Regions from separate parts of the Homo sapiens genome. Here region 2 is linked to region 1. A link is a loop called in an ENCODE intact Hi-C map of the cell type or tissue named here. Cell type or tissue: mammary epithelial cell. All regions are shown on one strand. Each heading gives the region's core, and the rest is flanking DNA. Links, peaks and the distances in the headings are about the cores only. Region 1 has its middle 31 kb from the start of PRPS1. Region 2 overlaps FRMPD3 (FERM and PDZ domain containing 3).

The links. Hi-C counts contacts between places; a loop is a spot of excess contacts. Peaks named below come from ENCODE experiments on the same cell type or tissue, not always from the same donor. Only the 100,000 strongest peaks of a DNase experiment are listed, where the experiment ranks them.
Region 2: it touches region 1 in a loop (5-fold over the local background); 11 of 110 quality-filtered maps call a loop at or near these places.

The regions. Positions count from the first base shown.
Region 1 is chrX:107,653,574-107,665,349 of GRCh38, forward strand. No RefSeq gene overlaps it. Among named protein-coding and RNA genes, the nearest start is that of PRPS1, 31 kb to the left of the region's middle. RefSeq lists an enhancer at 1,546-1,840. In mammary epithelial cell, for the core only: a CTCF peak has its summit at 6,357; no DNase peak of the experiment used is centred there.
Region 2 is chrX:107,532,186-107,543,961 of GRCh38, forward strand. FRMPD3 (FERM and PDZ domain containing 3) reads left to right here. Exons shown (of 15, transcript NM_001388459.1): 4 at 1,320-1,365. All of the region lies in intron 1 of FRMPD3-AS1 (FRMPD3 antisense RNA 1), which reads right to left. Among named protein-coding and RNA genes, the nearest start is that of FRMPD3-AS1, 7.7 kb to the right of the region's middle. In mammary epithelial cell, for the core only: a CTCF peak has its summit at 5,830; no DNase peak of the experiment used is centred there; H3K27me3 peaks cover 504 bases.

The DNA.
Region 1 (11,776 bases), core at 2,494-10,493:
AATCTGGAAAGAAGACCAGGACTAGCAGCCCCAACTTAGATGAAAAAAATCTTTTATAGAGGCACCAACTTACAGAGTTGCTGAGCTTCTTCTCTGGTCCTGAGAATGCAGGGAGGTGAGGGGGTATGACATAGAATGGATGCTGCTGTTTGAAACAAGTGGCTTCTGTCTTGGCAGTGGTGGTTTAAAAAGCAAGAGTGCTACAGCCAGAGATTCCCCCTCTGCTTTGCCTCCACTGTGTTTGGAGACTTGTTTTTCTCTTGCAGATTTTTTTTTTTTTTTTTTTTTTTTTACCACTCTGAGACTCCTTGTTTAAGAATAAAGCAAATTGTGCTCCAAATTATGGCAGATAAAGCTTGATACTCTGTAAAATCTTGGCTCGAGCATTTCTTTTTGTGTTTATAACATTTACTTGACTCTTTACAACTCTTCAACTGCTATTTGTTGCTATAAAGTTTTAAAGTTTGGGTTTAAGACAGAGTCTCACTTTAGCCCAGGCTGGAGTGCAGTGGTGCAACCTCGGCTCGCTGCAACCTCCGCCTCCCAGGTTCAAGTGATTCTCGTGCCTCAGCCTTCTAAGAAGCTGGGATTACAGGTGCCCGCCGCCACACCTGGCTAATTTTTGTATTTTTAGTAGAGATGGGGATTCACCATGTTGGTCAGGCTCGTCTTGAACTCCTGACCTCAAGTGATCCACCTGCCTCAGCCTCCCAAAGTGCTGGGATTACAGGCGTGAGCCACCGTGCCCGTCCTATAAAGTTATTTTTTAAAATAAGTGTTCAGTTCTAGGAGCCAGGAAATAAATAAATAAAATAGTGTGTGGGTGCGGTGGCTCACACCTGTAATCCCAGCACTTTGGGAGGCTGAGGCAGGAATGAGCCTGAGACTCAGAAACCTGCCCATGTGGGTGTGGCTCCTCCTTCCCTAGTCCTCACTGCTCATGGGCTACTGTATGCCCACTCCTTGGTCTACTGTCCCCCCACCCCGTGCCCTAAGGAAAACCAGAGACTCTCCACTGACAGTCAGACTTCTCTCCCCATCCTTCCCCTTTCCTGAGCTTTTCTTCCCCAATATATTCATTCCTCCAATAGCTCAGCTGCCAACTATAAAAAATAAGGGGAAGCTCATTTTGAAGCAAAAATAGCTGAAACTGTACAGGGTGACAATAGGCCTTATTCCCTCAGCCCCATTGTGTTTTTTGTTGTTGTTTTCTGACTGGCTCAAGATTTTATCTTCTTAGCCAAGTCCCCACCCCTCCCCCCTCTGGCGTGTCCACTAACTGCTGCGGCTGGGTTCTTGTTGCTTCACCCATAGAGTTGCCATGAGCTCACTCATGGTGTGGCTCTGATTCAGGGTTTGAATATAAAACAAAACAGGCCAGCCAGGTCTGACCAATCCATTCCTCCTGGGTAATATGCTGAGCAGAGATTTTCCCGCTTGTAAGCAGCCTGGAGCCACACAGCCCAATTTTAGTCATCGCCCTCAAAGTTCTTGGGGTAGAGCCTCTAATGATAACAATGGGCGGGGACTTTGTGGTGTGGGAGGGGCTGCAGTGAGGCAGAGAAGGAGCACGGTGACGGGCGGGCTTCCCTGGCTAAAGCCTCATCCCAGCTTTCCCTAGGACTGGCTGCACAGCTGCCTCCTGGCTGAGGACACCCCCTCCCCCTCCACGCGCACACACTCGCTTCCTTTCCTGCCGCCGCCACCTGGTTCACAGGGCCTGTCACTGCTGTCCATCTGCCACTAGGGGGCGCCTAGCAGAGAGGATGGAGGGAAGGGGCACCCAGGGCAACAGGACTGGGGGCTCCAGCAGTGGAAGGAGTGGCAGCAGTGGAAGGAGTGGCACCTGTCGGTCCTCCTGGCCCCCTCTTCCCCTGTATGTCCTCCGCAACCACGGGACAACACCGTGCCCAGTCCACACTCATTCAGCAGACAGGAATGTGTGCACGCCCTAAGGGCATAGCTCAGTGCATTTTCACACACCAAGCACTGTGCTAGACGCTAGGAATGCAGAAGCGGCCTAACGTGGTCCTTGACGCTGAGATGCACTTGATGTAGAGGAAGAAACAGATAGGGAAATGGGTAATTACAATGTGGTGTGATAAGTACTATGATGAGGGAAGAACAAAATGCTATGGGAGTGTGGGGGTTGCGGGGGGGCACCCAAGCCAGCCTTGGGAGTCAGGAAAGACTTCCTGGAGAAAAATACTTTGACTTTTGAAGTAGTTGACTGGAAGTTGGCCAAAGAGCGAGTGAAGAGAAGGGTGTTTCAGGCAGGCAGAATAGCACGTTTACCTGGACACCCCAAAGGAAGTGGCGTGTGTGTGTGTGTGGGTGTGTGTGTGTGTGGGGGGGGGGTGTGTGTGTGTGTATTTTCGGGTAGGATGAAGAGCTGTGATGAGGGGTGGGCTGGTGAGACTAGATCATAAGGGACTGTATAAGGAGAGTGTACATATGTCTATTGTCCCTGCATACTTATTACCAGCAACCCCCTTCACTCTCAAAAGGGTCCTGATTTTGGTAGTAAATTATACAGGAACCCTAATTGTAAGACACACTAGGGAGTTTGAATTTTATCCTAGGAGTGAAGAGGAGCCATTGAGCATTTTAAACAGGGCATCAACAGGATGAGATTTTGATTTTAAAATAGACTGGCAGTAATGTGAAGAATGGGTTGGGAAGGGGCAAATGTAGAGGAAGGAGTTTGGTTAGGAAGCTGTGCGTTGCCCAAGTGGGAGAGGAAGGTGGCTGAGGTGAGAAAAGTGCTGGTGGGACAGAAGAACAATTTACAATATATTTTGGAGGAAAATTCAACAGAAGTTGGTGATATTTCAATGTAGGGATTGGAAGAGAGGGAGGAGTCAAGGACAACTTACATTTTTCTGGCCTGAGTGACTGATGGATGCTGGTACTGAGCAGCACAGGAGATGAGGCTGAAGTTTAGGAACTGCTAAGTTTAAGGTGCCTGAGGGACCTCACCAGGAGGACTGAACAGGCAGCCATTGTAGCTAGTAGAGGTTTTGATCATCAATACATTTTTGCCCAAATGCCATCTTCAGATAGTCAAGAAGCTGAAGCAACGGGGCTGTAAACTAGGCCAGCCTTAAATATCCTGGGTGTTTGTCTTAAGAGGACAAGGACACAGTGGGAGAGGTTATGGAATGGAAGGAAAGCTAGGGAACAGTGAAGAAATTAAGTGTATTAAATGCAGAAGATATAAATTTGGGTTATGAGATATCTAAAGGAGAAAAATAGAAGCCAACAAAGAAGGCTCTAGTGCCTGTAATCCCAGCTACTTGGGAGGCTAAGATGGAAGGATTGCTTGAGCCCAGGAGTTCAAATCTAGCCTGGGCAACACAATGAGACCATGTCTCCTTCTTTAAAAAAAGACTCTAAACTTTAGAGTCTAAAGGAAAAAAAAATGGGTCTTTTAACAATTATAGATATTTTACAACAGCATCACAGAAAATTTGGGAGATATGTGTAAGAAGCCTCACCCATAATCTGGTGATCTTCTTACTGCTAGGTGGTGGTCAAATCAACATTCCTCTATATCTTCTGACACCACCCCAGCAAGGAAGGGGAGGCTTGCCTTATTACAGCCTAGTAGGGGTGGAAGTCCAGCCTCTCCACGTGGTCTCCACAGACACCACTGGAGGCAGGATATTGTTACCATTCAGCGGGGAAGAAAGTCCCAGCTTCCTACTTGGACTTCTCTGACACCTACCCCAGCAGGGGCTGCAGGTGGGTGTCTCGTTACATGAAGTCCCTGCTCTCCACTCAGGCTTTGCTGGTGCGGGGCGGGACACAATTTTCCTTGTGGCGTGTAGCTACAATGGAGTGATCAGCATTTAAAACGTTCTTTCTAGGCTGCCCTTTTTCTGGTCCTTTGCTGAGAGAGAAGACTTTGTTTTGGTCTAAACCCATTGGCATTTCCATGTTGTCAGCTTCTTCAGCTCCAAGTCAGGGATATAGGAGGCAAAAAGCACACCCAAAAAAGAAAAAAAAGTGAAAACCCAAGGAACTCACCACAAGGAACTACTTTATCTTCCTAGAATGTTACATGCCTTTAAAAAAGCAGAAAGTGCACAATGCTTACATTTATAGCTAAGCTGGGTGCGGTGGCTCATGCCTATAATCCCAGCATTTTGGGAGGCTGAGGCGGGAGGATCGCTTGAGCCCAGGAGTTCAAGACCAGCTTGGACAACATAGTGAAACCCCATCTCTACAAAAAATCTTAAAAAATTAGCCAGGTGTGGTGACATGTGCCTATGGTCCCAGCTACTTAGGAGGCTGAGCTGGGAGGATTGCTTGAGCCCAGGAGGTTGAGGCTGCAGTGAGCTGAGATCATGATACTGCACTACAGCCTTGGTGACAGAGCAAGACCCTATCTCAAAAGAAAAAAAAATTATAGCTCAATGAATTTTCAGACACTGAACATACCTGTCATCCAGATAAAAAACCAGAAGTCCCCTCTTGTCCTCTTCCAGCCACTACTTTACTACACACAAGAGTAATCATTGCCTGGAGGCGTTTACCTGGCCTGCTTAGCAGTGGGCACTGACAGCTTGAGACCCACTCTGGCTCAAAGTTCTTTCCAGACTGTGTGTGTGCATATGGGTTCTTGCACATCTGTCTGACTTCCTCACCTAGGCACCTTAGGTTAGAAAGTTCTTCACAGACCTTGATTCAAATTTGAATTACATTAATTCCCAGAAGTGCAATGTAGTGGTTAAGAGTATGGGATTTGGAGTTGAACCTGATTTCAAATCCCAGCTCTATAACTTCTTGGCTGTATGATCTATAACAAGGTAATAACAGCACTGACCTCGGCATGATGTTGTGAGGTTTAGGAGAAACAACTCAGGCTGGGCATGGTGGCTCAGGCTTGTAATCCTAGCTCTTTGGGAGACCGAGGCAGGAGAATTGCTTGAGGCCAGGAGTTTGAGACCAGCTTGGGCAACATAGTAAGAGCCTGTCTCTACAAAATATATATTTTTAATTATCCAGGCAAGGTGGTGCACATGTTAGTTAGTCCCAGCTACTCAGGAGGCTAAGGTGGGAGGATTGCTTGAGCCTAGGAGCTCAAGGCCGCAGTGAGCCATGATCATGCCACTGCACTTCAGCCTGGGCAACGGAGTGAGACCCTGAGGAAGGAAGGAAGGAAGGAAGGAAGGGAAGGAAGGAAGGGAGAGAGGGAGGGAGGGAAAGGAAAGAGAAAGAAGGAAAGAGAAGGAAGAGAAAGGAAAGAGAGAAGGAAAGAGAAAGGAGAGAAGGAAGGAAAGAAGGAAGGAGAGAAGGAAAGAAGGAAAGAACGGAAGGAAGGAAGGAGAAAGGAAGGAGGGAGGGAGGGAAAAAAGGAGAAAGGAAGGAAGGAGAAAGAAAAGAAGGAAGTAGGAACAAAGAAAAGCAGAGAGAGAGAGATGAAGAGAGGGAGGAATTACGTGGTGAAGGATGAAGTGAACAGCGGTGCTTGGCATATAAGCCAGCCCTCAAACAAGGGTAAGTGTTACTATCCTTATTATTATTATTAAGGCTACTGTGAACACTAAATGATATAAATTATGTAAATTACCTGATAAGGTTCCTGGCACTCAGTAAGTGTTAGTTCCCTTCCTTCCTCCCTTCAGGGGAGGACTAGGGAGTAAGTACTTTTTGTAAGTTTGTTCTCCTGGGTTGAAGGGAGGGAAGGAAAAGCTCCAAGGAGGAGAGTGGCTGTACTGTGGGTGGTGTCCTTCTCAGTACTTCCTGGGAGTATGCGGTGTGACAGCTCCCACCACCTCTCTCTGCCTCCCTTTGTGCCCCTACTCAGGACTCCATCAGCAAAGGCCTGGATGGAGCAGAAAGCAATGATGATGGGAAAGCCAGCCCCTCTCTACGGGTTGAGGTTCACTTGGCCCCATAGTTTGAACACTATTCTACTTCCCTCTCAGTATGGTGGAGTAAGGGCCCTGGAGGGCTCTGGGCTAGCACAGGTGCACATCCTAGCTCGGCCTCTGTGAGCCCTTTCTTCCCTTTGGCAAATGCCACTGACTGCTATGCCCAGGCTGCCTCAGTGAAGTCCCGAGATGGCTCCCAGTACCCCAATTTGGGGGTTCCTGGGAGAGCTTGTCACCAAATGTCCAAATACAGTTTGACATAACCTTCATTTTCAAACTATGTCACATTTCTGTGAGGATACAGTATCTTGAAATTAAACAGATCTAGGGCATTACAGTTCCACAAAGTTTTGGGATCAGCTACTCTCATAATTGAATGTAATTTATGAACTCCTGATCCACCTTGTTCCTCTGCAGAGAAATTTGCTACAGCCTCTAGATTTATGAAATTGCCCTTCTCTCTGCAGACAGCAGAGGGCCTCATTAGCACAAACTCAATGTCACTGGCAAATATATGGGAAGGAAAGTTTGCCAAGGTTCTAGAAGCACAGCAAAACTTTGATTAACATAAATAGGCAAGAAAATTGGCCAGTCAGCTTAATTCCCTAAAAAAAACCCTGGATTTCCTGAGTTAATAGGGGTTGAGCAGAAGCTTCTTGCTGTTCCACCCTTTGTGGTCGAAAATTCATCCAAAATTCCCAAATCCTCTTTGCTCCCTCAGCTGGTAATAGGGATCCTGGATAGAGTTGCCAGATTTAGAAAATAAAAATACAGGCCAGACGCGGTGGCTCACGCCTGTAATCCCAACACTTTGGGAGGCTGAGGTGGGCGGATCAATTGAGGTCAGGAGTTTGAGACCAGCCTGGCCAACATGACGAAACCCCATCTCTATTAAAAATACAAAAATTAGCCAGGCATGGTGGCACATGCCTGTAATCCCAGCTACTCAGGAGGCTGAGCCGGGAGAATCACTTGAACTTGGGCAGCAGAAGTTGCAGTGAGCTGAGATCGCACGACTGCACTCCAGCCTGGGTGACAGAGCATGACTCCATCTCAAAAAAACAAAAATTAAAAAAAAGGCCGAGTGCAGTGGCTGACGCCTGTAATCCCAGCACTTTGGGAGGCTGAGGCAGGCAGATCACTTGAGGTCAGGAGTTCGAGACCAGCCTGGCCAACCAACATAGTGAAGCCCCGTCTCTACTAAGAATACAAAAATTAGCTGGGCATGGGCCTGGCGCGGTGGCTCACGCCTGTAATCCCAGCACTTTGGGAGGCCAAGGCGGGCAGATCACCTAACATCGGGAGTTTGAGACCAGCCTGACCAACGTGGAGAAACCCTGTCTCTACTAAAAATACAAAAAAGAAATTAGCCGGGCATGGTGGTGCATCCCTGTAATCCCAGCTACTTGGGAGGCTGAGGCAGGAGAATCGCTTGAACCTGGGAGGCAGAGGTTGCAGTGAGCCGAGATCACGCCATTGCACTCCAGCCTGGGCAACGAGCGAAACTCTGTCTCAAAAAAAAAAAATTAGCTGGGCATAGTGGCAGACACCTATAATCCCAGCTACTCAGGAGGCTGAGGCAGGAGAATCACTTGAACCTGGGAGGCAGAGGTTGCAGTGAGCTGAGATCACGCCACTGCACACCAGCCTGGGCAACAGAGTGAGACTCAGTCTCAAAAAAAAATTTTTTTTTTAAAGAAAATAAAAATATAGGATGTCAGATAACAGGTCTGGACATTATATATTGAACCATAAGACTCCGAAAGATGGAGAGAAGGCAGATCCAGTAGAGACCTCAGGACCTGAGGCAGTGAGTTCCCCGGGTTTTCTTTTTGCCTCACATATCCCAGACTGGGTTCTAGAGAGACTGGCTACCCAGAAACTCCAGTGGGTACACACAAAAAAAGCCCTAACAAAATCTGGCTCTCTCTAGGGAAAGGACCAGGCAAGAGGCAGCCTATCAAGACATAAAACCTTTAGACAATAACCAAACACCACAAAGCCAACTGGCCCCACCCCACCCATGTCAGCAAGGGCCAAGTGGGAAGCCAGGTTACAAGAAGGTATTTCCAATCTCCCACCAGGTTTCAGAAAAGGCCAGTACAGAGCTGGGATTTTCACTGCCACCAGATGGTCACAAAGCTATGCAACACTGGGGACATATACCAAAACGTTCTTTTTCTGAGATTCAAATTCACCTGTGCATCCTGGTTTTGATCGGGCTGCCCTGACTGTGGGTGAATCTTGATTTTCTGACTGAGGTCTGGCCACCATAAGATTGTCAGTCTGAACACCATTAGCCCAGACAAGGAGATGGGGGAAAAGTAAGTTGAAGAGGCTGAGCTGAGTGGGTAGTTCATGGGTAGTCCCTCCCATTGACAACTGCTTTCTTTAATTCCCCATAGCTGCTTGTTTTCTTCCTAATTGCTCATTTCTTTTAAATGCCAATTGCAGGAAGAAAACTAAACAGTGTAATTCATGTGTGTGCTCCAGGCAAACTGAGCTGATTGTCTACGAGGCACCTTATTGTGTGGATTAAATAAGATCATGTCAATGAAAGCCCCTTAGCATCCAGGAGTTGCTCAATAAATGTTACTTTCCTTCTTTCCTGAAACATCAAGGATAACTTTAGACATCCTCAGCCTGGCTGTGGCTCAGAGAGAAAATCCAGCTGACCTTCTGATCCCTGAATGCCATTATTATTTTAGTAACCAATGCTTTTATTGAAAAAATAAGCCATGGTTAACAAAAATCCAGGCAGTATAAAATTGTATACGATGAAAAGGAAGTCTCTCTCCTATCCCAGGGCACAGTCCTCCACTTCCTCTCCCTAGAGGCAACCACTGTTACCAATGTATTCTTCCAGAGGAGTTCCATGCATATGCATACCTATATATAACCCTCTCATTTCCCTCCAATGTGAACATACTAGACACACTGCTCTGTATCTTCACATGCTATTTTTAGCTCCTAATTGCCTGGCTGCGGTGGGATACAGGCAGTTGATCCTGAGGGTCCTTATGAAAAACAGCCCTTTGAAACTTGTTGCTACCGCTATTGAAAGGATGTTGTCAAGGATGTTGTTCATTGTATCCCACAGTATCGTCTCTGAGGACCCCCGGGAGGAATTCCTGTCTGATCTTAGTACTGAAAACACTTGCCCTTCTGAGCGATTCGTTTGTTTTTATCTCCTGGACATTGTGAATTGTATAACAACAAGGTTTCCCCTTCCCTGTTGGCTGCTAGAAAGCTTTAGTTAGAGCCAACTTTTTGGCCCACCCTTTGTGGGAGCAGAGGTTTTTATGGTATGTATCTGTAGCCTGATGCTTGGCCGTATTTTGTGTCCACCCTCCCCTGCTTTTCTATCTTTAATTTATGCTGCCTTGACATACCTTGTGTGCCCTGGCAAGCTACCTGAAATCACTTCTGAAAAAAGGCAAAGTTGGAGTAATTAAATAACTGCCTGGCTCAGCAGCTCACTACCTTCAGTCTCCACCCACCCTCTCTTAACCCCCATCGTATCCTCTCAGCGGCTTCCTGGTGCTCCCCGCTGGCCTGTCTGGCAACTACTCTCCCCTTCAACCTTTTGTCCTATCTGGCCCCTCATTGCTCTTGGGCCTTGCAGGTCCGCTACTGCTTGCAATGCCCCCACCCCCCACCCCCCGGCCCACATCCTCACCTCCATATGCATCATGTGTAGCCATCAGATGCTTGCTTTGATCATTCTAGGACTGAAAACTCAGGCCCTTGGCTACATATTAGGACTGTTCTCTGTCTTTCCAAGGTTCAGTAATGCATGCTGCTAGAGCAGAGCCATCATAAAAGAAGGCTACCTCTCTGGACCAACCTGGGCAAAACTCCAGGGGCCAGGCGTGATGGCTCACGCCTGTAATCCCTACACTTTGGGAGGCCAAGGCGGGTGGATCAACTTGAGGCCAAGAGTTGGAGACCAGCCTGGCCAACATGGTGAAACCCCATCTCTACTGAAAATACAAAAATTAGCCAGGCATGGTGGTGCACACCTGTAATCCCAACTACTCAGGAGGCTGAGGCAGGAGAATTGCTTGAACCTGGGAGGCAGAGTTTGCAGTGAGCTGAGATCACGCCACTGCACTCCAGCCTGGGTGAGAGTGAGACTCCGTCTCAAAAAAAAAAAACTCCTGTGGAGGCTGATGAGATGATGTATTGCATAGAGGAGATGAATTCTTTTGAAGGGAGCAGCATCCCAGGGCAGCTAACCTTGTTTCCAAGGTGAAGAGCTTAGAGTCTGAAGGGCCAGGAAGGCAGAGTGGTCGTGAAAAAAGCATGAAGGCCCTACAGAAAAATTAGGGCACGCAAGTTCTGTCTGTTCCCCCACCTGCCACTGAGTGGCTAGGCAACATCAAGCAAGTCCTGTCTGTTCCCTGGACCATGCTTTTTTTTTCTTTTTTGAGATGGAGTATAGCTCTGTCGCCCAGGCTGGAGTGCGATGGCACAATCTCAGCTCATTGCAACCTCCACCTCCCAGATTCAACCAGTTCTCCTCCCTCAGTCTCCCAAGTAGCTGGGATTACAGGCATGCGCCACCATGCCGGGCTAATTTTTGTATTTTTAGTAGAGACCGGGTTTCACCATGTTGCCCAGGCTGGTCTCGTACTCCTGGCCTCAAGTGATCCACTGGCCCCGGCCTCCCAAAGTGCTGAAATTACAGGCGTGACCCATCATGCCTGGCCTTTTTTTTTAAAAAACAAAACAAAACAAAACAAAAAAAACTAAAACTAAGAGGGTTGTCTCTATGTTGTCCAAGCTGCAGTGCAGTGGCTGTTCACAGTTGTGGTCATAGCACACTATAGCCTTAACCTCCTGGGCTCTAGCAATTCTCCCACCTCAGCCTCCAGAATATCTGGGACTACAGGTGTGAGCCATGGTGCCCCGCCTGCATTTCCTTTTGATGCCTCTGCAGCATTGTCCATTTCTCACTGCAGTTAGATCAAGTGACTCGTAATAAATGTCATTTTACTGTTTTCCTGATAGTCCTATCTGAGCTGAACGTGCTCAGCAGTTAATAGTGGCCTTTTTACATGGAGTTGCTATTTTTGGTTTTAAATATGTTTGATTCAGAAACCCTTGAAACAAAGTATAGAAACAATAACAGCTGATTCTAATGATTCATACTTACTGGGTCTATATGTACCAGTCCTGTTCAAAGCACTTATTTACTTATTTTGAGACCATTACAGTGCTGGGATTACAGGCGTGAGCCACCATGCCCGGCCTGTTCAAAGCACTTTAGATTGATTATCTCATTCTTCACAACATCCCAGTGAGGTTGGCACCATCATAATAAGCACTTTATGAAGTCACAACCCAGATTTAACAGATGTTCACTTTTTGTCATATTTACCCTAGATCTTTTTTTTTTTTTTTTTTTTTTGGAGACAGAGTCTCGCTGTGTCGCCCAGGCTGGAGTGCAATGGCGCGATCTCAGCTCACTGCAATCTCCGCCTCCCAGGTTCAAGCAATTCTCTGCCTCAGCCTCCCGGGTAGCTGGGATTACAGGCGCCCACCACCACGCGTGGCTAGTTTTTTGTTTTTGTTTTTTGTGTGTGTGTGTATTTTTAGTAGAGACGAGCTTTCATCATGTTGGCCAGGCTGGTCTTGACCTAGATCCTTTTTTAAAAAAAGAAGAAAGAAAACATTGCAAACACGATTAGCATTCTCCCCATCCATTCCCCTTTTACCCTCCCCATTGGCAACCATTATCCTCAAGTTGGTAGTTGGTGAGGGTCCTTCCTATGGTATGGTTTCATACCTTTACTACATAGTATATATCCATAAATATAATATTGATTTCTGAGATTTTTTTGGCATCCATTATTTCTGTTTTGTTTTTGTTTTTTGAGACAAGGTCTCACTCT
Region 2 (11,776 bases), core at 1,508-9,507, 120 kb before region 1:
ATCAGGAGTGCTGGGCACAGGGGTGCAAAATGCAACTAAACAGTAGGGTCAATGTTGGCCTCATTGAAAAGGTGACATTTGAAGAAAGACTTGAAGGAGGAGAAGGTGTTGGACAGAGAACAGCCAGTGCAAAGGCCCTAAGGCCAGGAGTGTGTTTGGCACGATTGTGGAACAGGGGAGAAGCCAGTAGGACTGGAGTTGGTAAGGAAAGAGGAGAGTTGTAGAAAATAAGTCCAGATAATGGAGAACCTTTGAAGCCACCATAGGGACTGTGGCTTTGTTATAAATGAAATGGGGAGACATGGCAAGGGGCTGGAGGAGACGAGTCACATAATCCAACTTATGTTATGCCCCTTCCCTGTTCAAGATAAAGGATTTTCTTTAGTATTTTTCCTGGAGAATAACTCTTTACTTCTGGTAACTTCCCAAACCCTGGGGCTGATTAATCCCTGTAATTTGCCTCACCAAATGTGGGAGATGTTCAAAGTTCTTGAGCTGCGGGCCTTGGCATTTCTTGAATATCCAGAATCAAGGGCAGCTTGACTCTACTTCTTAAATGACTTTGTTCACATAAACATTTGAAAAGGGCCAATAAGGAGAGGGGAAGCTCCTTCAGGGCAAACTATTTCCATTTCTTTTAGTTCTTTTAAAAGATTATGTATTCCTGGGAGAGAATTTTCATACTTCACAGCCTGTTTGATCACTGGCATAATTCTTGCCAGAAGAGTTTCATATTCTTCATTCTTTTGAATATTTGCTATCTGGAGAGTTTTGGCTTCCATCTGTTGCTCCCTGGCTCTCTTTTTTGGTCCCTCAATTAAAACAAATCTGATGAGTATGAGTCATGGTGACCAAATGACCTCCTTTGGGTTTTTCCTTTGAATTTCTCTTCTCACTTAAATACCAAATTACCAATAATCATTGTACGTGGTTCCCAGGACTCTCTGATTTTGAGTTCCATAATGCAGGCTTTTAGTTTTCCTTGAGAATTTTGTAGTCTACAGATAAAATTGCTACTAAGGTTTGGAGATTTCTACAGAGAGTATGTGAGAAGGAATATGAAAAGAAGACCTAAAAAATGACAACCCCAGAGGTAATGATTATACCATCTTCGGATACCTGTGTGAATTAATATGGATGGTTTGTGTCAGCCTCCACAAATGATGGGAGGTGAAGTGTCCATGCAGACACTCAGATTGCCCTCTATCCTAATCCATATACCTGAATAAAGCCAGGGGAAGATTCTGGTGTTGCTTCTTGTACTAGATGAATACCTAGTGCATGATACACTACTCTCCTATTCCCTCTTTTCTCTGTAGGAGCGCTAAGGAATTCATCGTTCTTACAGTTCTGCACACTCATCAGGTGAGTGAGCCTCTTTGCCATCTGCCCTTCCTCCTGACTGAGAAGAGATGACATTTCCATATTGGAAAGCAACAGTGATGGGGTTGGGGGTTCAGAGACTACAACCAACATATGAGCCAAGGATTTAGGAGTGAACTTAAAGAATACCTTCTGAACAGCATGTCTCTGCTCATGTCCAAAGCTGAGGACTTTGAAGGGCTGTGCTGTGCTGTGTTCTGTCCTGTGCCTTCTTCTTTACCCACTTAAGCTGCCCACTGCCTCAATTCCAAATACAGTTTCCACTTCTTTTTGGCTGTACTCCATTAAAATGTATCTGTCCAATGTGAACTCTCATAAAGTCCTGGACGATGATAGGTGCCAATCTTATTCATTCATATAAGTTACCTACAATGTATGAGACACAGCACCATATGTGAGAGAATTTAATATAAATTTGCTGGGGGGTACCCTTGGACAAACAGATTCATTTTTGTCCTGGTACAGTCACTTAACTGGCTGTGTGACCTTGAATGAGTCAGTTCCCCATTCTGGACCTGTTTCATCATCTGTACATTGAGAGATTTAAAGTATAACAGTGTTACCTAAACATGCCTGATCATAATCGTTGCCAGGACTACTTATTAAAAGTAAAAATTTCTAGCCCCCTCTCCTCAAGAGTTGGATTTAGAAAGTTCAGTGTCCATTATTAGTTGTACCCTTATAGCAATCTTAACTTAAATGCACAAACCCAGGTGCACAACTTCCATGTGCAAAATTCAGAGCCCTCACTCTACCTCCAGCCTACCTGTCCCCTTATTAATGTCCCCAACAACAGTCCTCTGCACCCCAGCATGGATGCCATACCCTCAATATATAGCCACAGGAGAGATCACATCTGTTGGGGGTGAGGGACATGAAATCAGGGAAGGCTTCAAGGAGGAGGCTGCACCTGAGCTGGACCTTGAGGGATGGGGCAAGATTTTCCATAGAGAGATGACACAGCGAGGGATGGAACACAGGTGCACAGCATGGGCTCACCAGGCAAGAGCAAGATTCAAATCAATCTTGGTTCAAACTAACTGCCTCTCCCCATGGCCCCCAGCTCCCAGACCTCTTCTGCATCAGTGTGAACTTCACTCACACACTCATACACTCACACACATATACAAACACACTGACACACACACACAATACACTCACACATTCATTCACAACCTCATGCATAATAGACTCACACATATCCTCACACGTACACTCACACACATACACTCACCCACTCATACCCATACATATACACACACTACTCACATATACACGCACTCATGTGCTCTCTCACATATGTACACACAATGGTCCCAGGCAGATAGGCCTTTCTCAGTTCCAGTTCTCTTGTCTCTGGGCAGGCAAGCCCCACCACTCCATTGTTGTTACCAATAGTCCCCTCCCCACCACTTTGCTGCATGTGTGCAGTTGCCTAGTGGGCAGTAGGCAGTCAGTCCCAACCTCCCAACCTCCTGTCTTGAAAATGACCACCAGTTCTCCCACTAAAACATGCTTGATGTGTGGTTAGAATTTACTACTGCGATCAGAGACCCAATGTGGGTTTACTTTGTTAGTCAGTTCTTCTCAAATCTCACCTTGCAGAAGCCTTCCTTGAGTACCCTTTCTAAAATAGCATCTACCTTCACTATCTTCTGATATGGCTTACTTTTTCATCAGAGCTGAAATATTATATTTTTTAACTTTTCTTTTGAAATAATTGTAGATCACAAGAAGTTGCAACGATAGTACAGAGATATACCATGTACTGTTACCCTGTTTCTCCCAGTGGTTATATCTTACATAACTATGTGCAATAGGCTGGGTGCAGTGGCTCACACCTGTAATCCCAGCACTTTGGGAGGCCGAGGCAGGTTGATCACTTGAGGCCAGGAGTTCGAGACCAGCCTGGCCAACATGGTGAAATCCTGTCCCTACACAAAATACAAAAAAAATTAGGCTGGGATGGTGGAACGCACCTGTAGTCCCAGCTACAAAGGAGGCTAAGGCACGAGAATCATTTGAACCTGGGAGGCAGAGGTTGCAGTGAGCTGAGATTGCACCACTGCACTCCAGCCTGGGTGACAGAGCGAGACTCCATCTCAAAAAAAAAAAAAAAAAAGGCAAAACAGAACAAAAACTATGTGCAATAGCAAAACCAGGAAATCAACAATGACACAACGTATGTATATGATTCAATATGAATTTATCACATGTGGGTTTATGTCTCCACCAACACAGTAAAGATACCCCATTTACCATAATATTGTTATTATACGTTGCATGCCTGTGTCAAAGTATCTTATGTGCCCTAGACATACATATATCTACTATGTACTCACAAAAATTTAAAACTTAAAAAAATCACTGGACAAGTCTGTCACCCAAAGGATTCCTCGTGTTGTCCTTTTATAACCACACTCACTTCACCGCCTACACCCAATCCCTGTCAACCACTTTACATTTCCCTAATTTTATTTCAAAAATATTATATAAATGGAAGCAAGGCACTGTGGCTCCTGTCTGGAATTTCAGCTACTTAGGAGGCTGAGATGGGAGGATCACTTGAGGTCAGGAATTTGAGATCAGCCTGAACAACATAGAATGAGACCTCGTCTCTAAAAATTTTCTTTTTAATTTAGCTAGGTGTGGTAGGGCACACCTGTAGTCCCAGCTACTTGAGAGGCTGAGGCAGGAGGATTGCTTGAGCCCAGGTGTTGGAGACTGCTTTGAGCTATGATAGCACCACTGTACTCCAGCCTGGGCAATAGAGCGAGGCCACTTCTCTAAAAAACAAGCAAAAATAATATATAAATATAATTATATAATATGTAACCTTTGGGGATTGACTTTCTTCACTTAGCAAAATGTCCTCTTAGCAAAATGTCCTCGAGATTCATCCAACTTGTTGCATGTATCAATATTTTGTTCCGTTTTATTGCTGAGTAGTACCCATGGTATTCCATGGTGTGGATGTACCAGTTTGTTTAATCATGTACCCGTTGAAGGGCATTGGGTTGTTTCCAGTTTTGAACTACTACAAATAAAGCTGCTATAATATTTGTGTACAGGATTTTTGTGGGCATAAGTTTTCATTTCTCTGAGATAAATGCCCAAGAGTACGATTGCTGGATCAAATAGTAAGTGTATATTTAGCCTATTAAAAAACTGCCAGACTGTTTTTCAAAGTGGCGGTGCCATTTTACATTCCCATGAGATATTATATTTACATGTTTATTGTCTCTGTCCCTCATTAGAATGTCAGCTCCATGAGGGTAGAGACTGTGTTTTGTTACTGCTGTATCCCCAGCACCTGGCACAGAGTAGGTGCTAATAAATATTGGTTGACGGAAGGAAGGAAACCCAGTTTCTAGCCAACAAAGCAACCTAAACAAAACTCAAGTGTCCAAACTTAGGTGCAGAATAAAGGGCGTAACACTCACCCCAATCTCTATCTCGACTTTCCCATCCCAGTGCCTCCAACATTTTCTTACCCCCTGTTCTGCTTACTCTGCAGGTCCCAACCCATGGCCCCTTTGCTGCGGCCAGGCTGATTTCCTTCTCCTTCTTAGGTACATTTCCTTCTTAGGTCTTACTGCCCCGTGGACTTTTGTCCTTTTGCTATTCCACATCTCTTCTAATACATGTCTGTTTCTTTTAAGACCTTGTTTGATACTCATGTTCTCCAAACAGCTTTGCCTGACTAATCTCAATGAGCATTTCCCTAATTTTTTCATTCACTCATCAAGCATTTATTAAATACCTACTATTCTGGACACTCTTCTAGGCTGGGAATATAGCAGTGCACAGGACAAACATAGTCCCTGCCCTCACAGAGCTTACATTCTAGTTCTCAGTCTTGTGCTCTCTAAATCCTTGGAGCATAGAAGTGGACGAGTACACACACACGGGGCTAATTGTCAAAACATTTAATGACCTGTACAGTAGGAGCCAATCCAGTCAAAATATAAGCCAGTAATAACACCGGAGCAGAATCTTGAAGGCCTCCTAGTTGTGCCAGATGTTAACCCTGTAGTTGATCTACGTTTGTAAGGAGGTCCAGGGGGAGAGGTCAGGTGGCATCCAGGAAGCATAGGGCAGTGCCTATTTACCAATCAGTGTGAAAGAATCTCTCTGTATTTTACAACTGGTATGGCCATCCCAGTGCATGCCAATTGAATGTCAGCCTTACCTACATGTGCAGTCGATCCTCATTATTTGCAGATTCCCTATTTGCAAATTTGCCTACTCCCAAAAATTTATTTATAACCCCCAAAATCAATAATCACGGCACTTTCCTGGTCATTTGCAGACATGTGCAGAGTGTGAAAATTTTGATTTACCCCATGCACACGTTCCCAGCCGAGGTCGGACAAGGTGATGCTCTGCCTTCTTGTGTCAGATCTCATACAGAGGTAATCAGAGGATGAAGACGATAGGGGGCAGTGCAGTGTAGTGCAAGAAAGAAACTGCAGTTCTGGGGCCAGTTGGACGGGGTTTGAATCTTGACTCTGGCACCTGTGAGTGGAGTGGCCTCAGGCAAGTCACTTAACACTTTTGAACTTCATTTTCTCTTTGTAAAATAAAGAACATAGAAGCTACTAGGATGAGTTGTTTTTACATTTTAACACCATAATTTATGTGAAATATTGGAGCAACAGTTCAGTATTCACTAATTCAGTGTTTATGGAAATGTCATAGAACGTAACCACCTTAACAAGTCTCCATTGACAGATCTTCTCTCTTTAGCTATACTGAAAGCTTCTTGAAGACCCCCAATATGTGTTTAATGTTATACCCCCTACATCACAGAAAATACTACTGTGTTCACAGCAGGCACTTGGCATCTCATGGGTGCAAGGAGACTGCTACCTATTACAGAACTCTTGTCATGTTAAAGTTTGATTACCACTACTTCCAGAAGACAACCTCCTAATAGGTCCAGGATGTGGCCTAGGAATCTATATTTGTTAAAAAAAAAAAAAAAAAAAAAAAAACCACTGGACCAGACAATCTGCAAGTCTCCTTCTATTAATAGCTCCTACATTATGTGGCTGATAATGGCCTAATACCTACTCCTACATACTGTGGCTGGTAATTTTATTTTATATATATAGAGTCTCACTCTATTATCCAGTCTGGAGTGCAGTGGTGCCATCTCAGCTCACTGCAACCTTTACCTCCTGGGTTCAAGTGACTCTCCTGCCTCAGCCCCCGAGGAGCTGGAATTACAGGCATGTGCCACTACACCGGCTAATTTTTGCATTTTTAGTAGAGACGATGTTTCGCCATGTTGGCCAGGCTGGTCTCGAATCCCTGACCTCAAGTAATCTGCCCGCCTTGGCCTCCCAAAGTACTGGGATTACAGGCGTGAGCCACCACACCTGGCCTGGTAATGGTTCTTGACCCTGTTTATCCATTATAACCATCTGAGAAGCTCTGAAAACTATTAATAGTCACTTCTGATTCATTCGAGCAGCAGAGACAGAAAAAAAAAAAGAAAACATGAAAATATTGATACTTGGGCTCTTGCCCTGACTCATTGAATTAGAAGCTCTGGAGATGAGGCCCTGGTATTGGTCTTTTGAAAAGGCTCACCAAATGATTCTGATATGGAGTCTCTCTCAGATGACATTTTCCTTGTAAGAGTGACTCATAGCATGGCAGACAATTGGGGAGAGGGGTCACAGGAGTTCTTTCCCAGGGCCCCTCAAACCATACTGCATAGATAGCCACTTAATAAGCTTCTGTGTACTTAAGGGTATTCCTTAATCTTTGAATTACCAACTAGTCCTCATGACTGACTGGATATTTATTAATCTTGAAATCTTTAGACCTTGGCACACAGTAGGCACTCAGTAAATATTTTTAAACGGATAAAGTACCGGATTATGACCAAGAATGACCCTGATAAAGCAAGTACAGACAATCTGTTTCAAATGAAACCCAGTTTTCTGGTTCTGAAAACAGCCTGTACTTAAAGAACTGGAATCCCTTCTGCTTGGAGCCACCTGCCCAGAAAAAGAAAGCCAAAATAATGGGAACCACCTCAGAGAAACTGGTTTTCTACAGAGCTTCCTGACGTATAGTGTTTGTCAGATGGTAGATACTCCAACCATATATGCTGAATTAATGAACTAATTCATTACTAATTTTAGCAATCAACTAATATATTTTATGCCATGTCTACTATGTGCTTGGTACTAGGGGGAGACATATTAACATAAAATGGCATCTCTGCTTATACAGCCTGGTTGGGGATGTGAGCAATGGCAGTGTGGATTAACAGGAGTACTATAGGAAATCCAAGAAGGGGAATTGAGGAGTTGGGGAAGGATTGAGGATAAAGGTAGAGTTTGAACTAAGCTGTAAAGTGATGGCATTTAGCTAGTCAAAGGGACACTCTAGACCCTGAAGGATGGGGACAGGGAGGAAACAGCGTGAGGTGGGTCCAGGAATGATAACAAGCCCAGTGTGTGCAGGGAGCTGTGGATAGAACTACCAAGTGCAGCAAAAGGTGATCTTGGAGAGAGGTGGTTAGAGAGTCAGGTGTAGTTTGTGGCGGGCTTTGGAAGTCAGGCAGAGGATATGTTCATGTCCAGGCAGTCTTGAGTGTGGGAAGGAAGGCCCCCTGGTTCCCCTAGTAGTGATCTGGTGAAACCAGGATGGTCCTCCATTGTCCTAGGCTCCCACAGTGGTTGCTATAGGAATTGGTTATAAGTAGGCTCAGGTGTCAAAGGCAGTGTAGCCAGAAGGGCAAATCAGTCAAAGCTTCAAGAAGCTGAGTTTCGTTTTTTTTCAGTTACCAAAGCGGGGCCCTATCTTGTTCTAAAATATTTGGCCCTATATCTGACTTTGGTCAAGATTTGAGTGATCACAACCCTGACATCTGTACTAATACAGACAACAAATTTAAAAAATGGTCAAAAAATAACCAGCTGCTGAATTCTGCACTGAGGGAAAGGCAGACTCTCTTCTATTCCTTATTCCACCAAGCTGCTGGCTTCATATTTGCTTCAAGCAGCTTGCAGTGGCCCCAGAGGTACTTAGCAATTCTAGTCCCATGTTTCAAGCCAAAATTCATTTTAGCCAGAAAGGGTGCCTGTTGCAAAGTGAGATTCCCAGCTGCTTGGAGAAAAAAATAGGGTCAGTGAAGAGCTCAAACATTCCAGCCTTAAGGTGCTCAATTAATCTATGCTTAATGGATTGGGATCTCTTCAACAATGTCAATTTCTGGGCCCCACTCTTCCAGAGATTCTAACTTTTAAAATCTGGTGTGAGCCTAGGCATCTGTGCTTTAACAAGCACTCCTCAGTGATTCTTATCATCAGGCACGTTTTAAAAACAGCTGGTTAGTGCATGGTTATGAATTAGTGCAGAGGTTGGCAAACTGTTTCTCTGAAGGGCCATATAATAAGTATTTTAGGCTTTGCAGGCCATATGTGGTAGCACAAAAGCAGCCATAGGCAATACATAAATGAAGATCACGGCTGTGTTCCAGTAAAGCTTTATTTACAAAAACAGGTGGTGAGCAAGATTTGGCCTATGTAGGCCTGTAATTTGCTGGCCCCTGAAGTGTATTATGCCTTCCTGCTACCGCATTCACATTTTGACCCGGGCCTTCCCAATTCTCAACATTGTAATTCAAAGGAGTGCCCCTAATATTACGAACTTCAAGCCCCAGAGCTGAGCTTTGAAGATGCTTTGGGACACGGAGGCCTCTGAGAGGCTCCTCATATCACACTGCAAAGCAGGCCTCACCTGTGTCTGAGCATAAGGCTAGATGTGACTCCATGACATCTAGCACAGACCAGCTGGCAATGAATGAGTCACCAGCATCAAGGCTGAAGACTGAGAATAGGATGGAATCTTAGAGACCAACAGGACAAGGGTCAATGAGGACTGAAGTATAAACAAGCTGAAAATAACTCTGAAACAGACACCTGGAAATGATTATAATCCCTGAAAATATTGGCAATTTCATTTCCTCCTTTGTGGTTTGTGCCTATAATTAACTGAATCTTTGGTTTTCAGTGGTACAAACAGAAACTCTCTAGGACAGGATCTAATCTTGCATCTTTGGTAGGGATAGCAAGGATGCCACCCTCTTCACTGTGGTGAATACATAAAAGGATACCAGTTGGGGTTCTTCATTTGTTTGAGTCCATTACATAACACCAAGGTAGAACCAGAACCAGTGGATGAAAGATCAGGAAAGGACTCCCAGCTTTAGCCTGCTGTGGGGGAACAACCACTAAGCAAAGGCTCAGGAAACCTGGGTTCTGGTTTCGGCTCTGCTACTCAATTATTTCAATACTTTGGGTAAAGTATATCCTCTTCCCAGGCTTCTGTTTCACATGTGAAAAATGAAGGTTGAGCTGCATGGCCCATTCAGGTCTCTAGAGATGCCTCGTTCTACACACTGTGCCATGCAGGCATCTGAGGGCAGATGATGGCAGAGAAGAGAGGTGACTGTCAGGTAGAAAGATTCCACTTGCCTCATGTTTGTGGCACCTTGGTGGAACTTTGGATGACTGTGGAGATGGAATCAAACACAGCTGCCTGAGCATAGCTACAGATCTTTCTATCTTGCCCCTTTCTCTTGCTTCTGCCTCAGCCTGCAGCCCCTGCTCAGGATTGGAGCACCAGGCTGTGCAACACACAAAGGCATTTATCAACTCCATGTATAATCAATACTGTAATCACTTTCTGCAGTGATCTCCAGCTCTGGATTTCATTGTGCTATATTGTCTGCTGCCAACAAATTGCCCCTTTGGCTCAGGATGAGAAGTCTAAGGTTCCTTTAGCTCAATGGTTCTTAATCTTGGCTGCATTTGGAAATCATCAGAAGCTTGAAAAAAATACTGATGCTCAGACCTCACCCCCAGGAATTCTGATGTAATTGGTCTGTGGTGGGCCCTGGGCTTCAGGATTTTTAAAAGCTCCTCCCAGCATTTCTACTATGCAGCCAGGACTGACACTCACTGCCTGAGTTCCTGCTGGACTCAGGTGAAAGAAGTGGTTTTTTGCAATCTCCCCTCTGTGGGAATGAGATTGCTGGCTCTGACAGAGCCAGCTGGGACCAGGGCCCAAGACACAATGAGGACGTTTGTTTCTGATGTGTATCTTAGGGCCCTGCCCTCCTGTGGCTGATTGGGTAAATGAATCTCAACTGCAGTGTAAATGGTAGATAATAGCTTAACGTATTCCCAGCTGGCAGGGACCTTCAGGGCCTTAACACAAAGAAATTCCTGATTGTAGGACTCAGGCTCCATGGCAAGGCCCATAGGGGTGGTGGTTTGAAGTAGCCCCAAACCTGATTCACTCCCTAGTCCTCTTCATCTCAGTAAATGGCAAGTCCATTCTTTCAGTTGAAGTCTCTCTTTTTCTCACTCTCATATCCAATCAGTCAACATATCATCCTAATTCAGTATTCAAAATATATCCAGAATTCATTCACTTTTCAACTCCATCAGTACCATCCTAGCCCAAGCCTCCATTATGTTTTAACCATATTATTGCAGTTACAAATATTGTACTTAGAGACCCCCAACTGGTCTCCATGCTCTTGCCATTGCCCTTCTACACTCTGTTTTCCACACAGCAACCAGAGGCTTCCTTTTAAAATGCACATCAGACTCTGTTCAATCAAATCCCTCTAGTGGAGTGAAATCCAAAGTTCTCACCGTGGTTTACAAGGTCCTACATGACCCAGCCCCCAGCTGCCTCTCTGAGCATCTCCCCTCTTGCTCCCCCTCCATCACGCCACTCCAGCCACCTTGGCCTTCCTTGCTGTTCTTCATACACCTCAATTCACTTCAGGGCCTTTACTGTAGTTTCTGCCCAGAAGCCTTTCTCCAGATAACCTGGTGGCTGTCTCTCCCTCACTTCCTTAAGTTTCTGCTTAATGTCTCATCCTCAGAGAGGTCTTCCCTGACCATCCTGTCTAAAATAACCTCCCCCAGTGGCCGGGCGCCGTGGCTCATACCTGTATCCCAGCACTTTGGGAGGCCGAAGTGGGTGGATCACTTGAGGTCAGTAGTTCGAGACCAGCCTGGCCAACATGGTGAAACCCCGTCTCTACCAAAAATACAAAAATTAGCTGGGCATGGTGATGCCTGCCTGTAATCCCAGCTACTCGGGAGACTGAGGCAGGGGAATCACTTGAACCGCGGAGACAGAGGTTGCAGTGAGCCGAGATCGCACCACTGCACTCTAGCCTGGGCGACAGAGCAAGACTCCTTCTCAGAAAAAAAAAAAAAAAAAATTAAAAATATAACCCGCACAATCCTACTTGTGGATATATATCCAAGGGAATTGAAATTAGTATGCCAAAGAGCCATCTGCATTCCCATGTTCGTGGCAGCACTATTCACCATAGCCAAGATAGGGA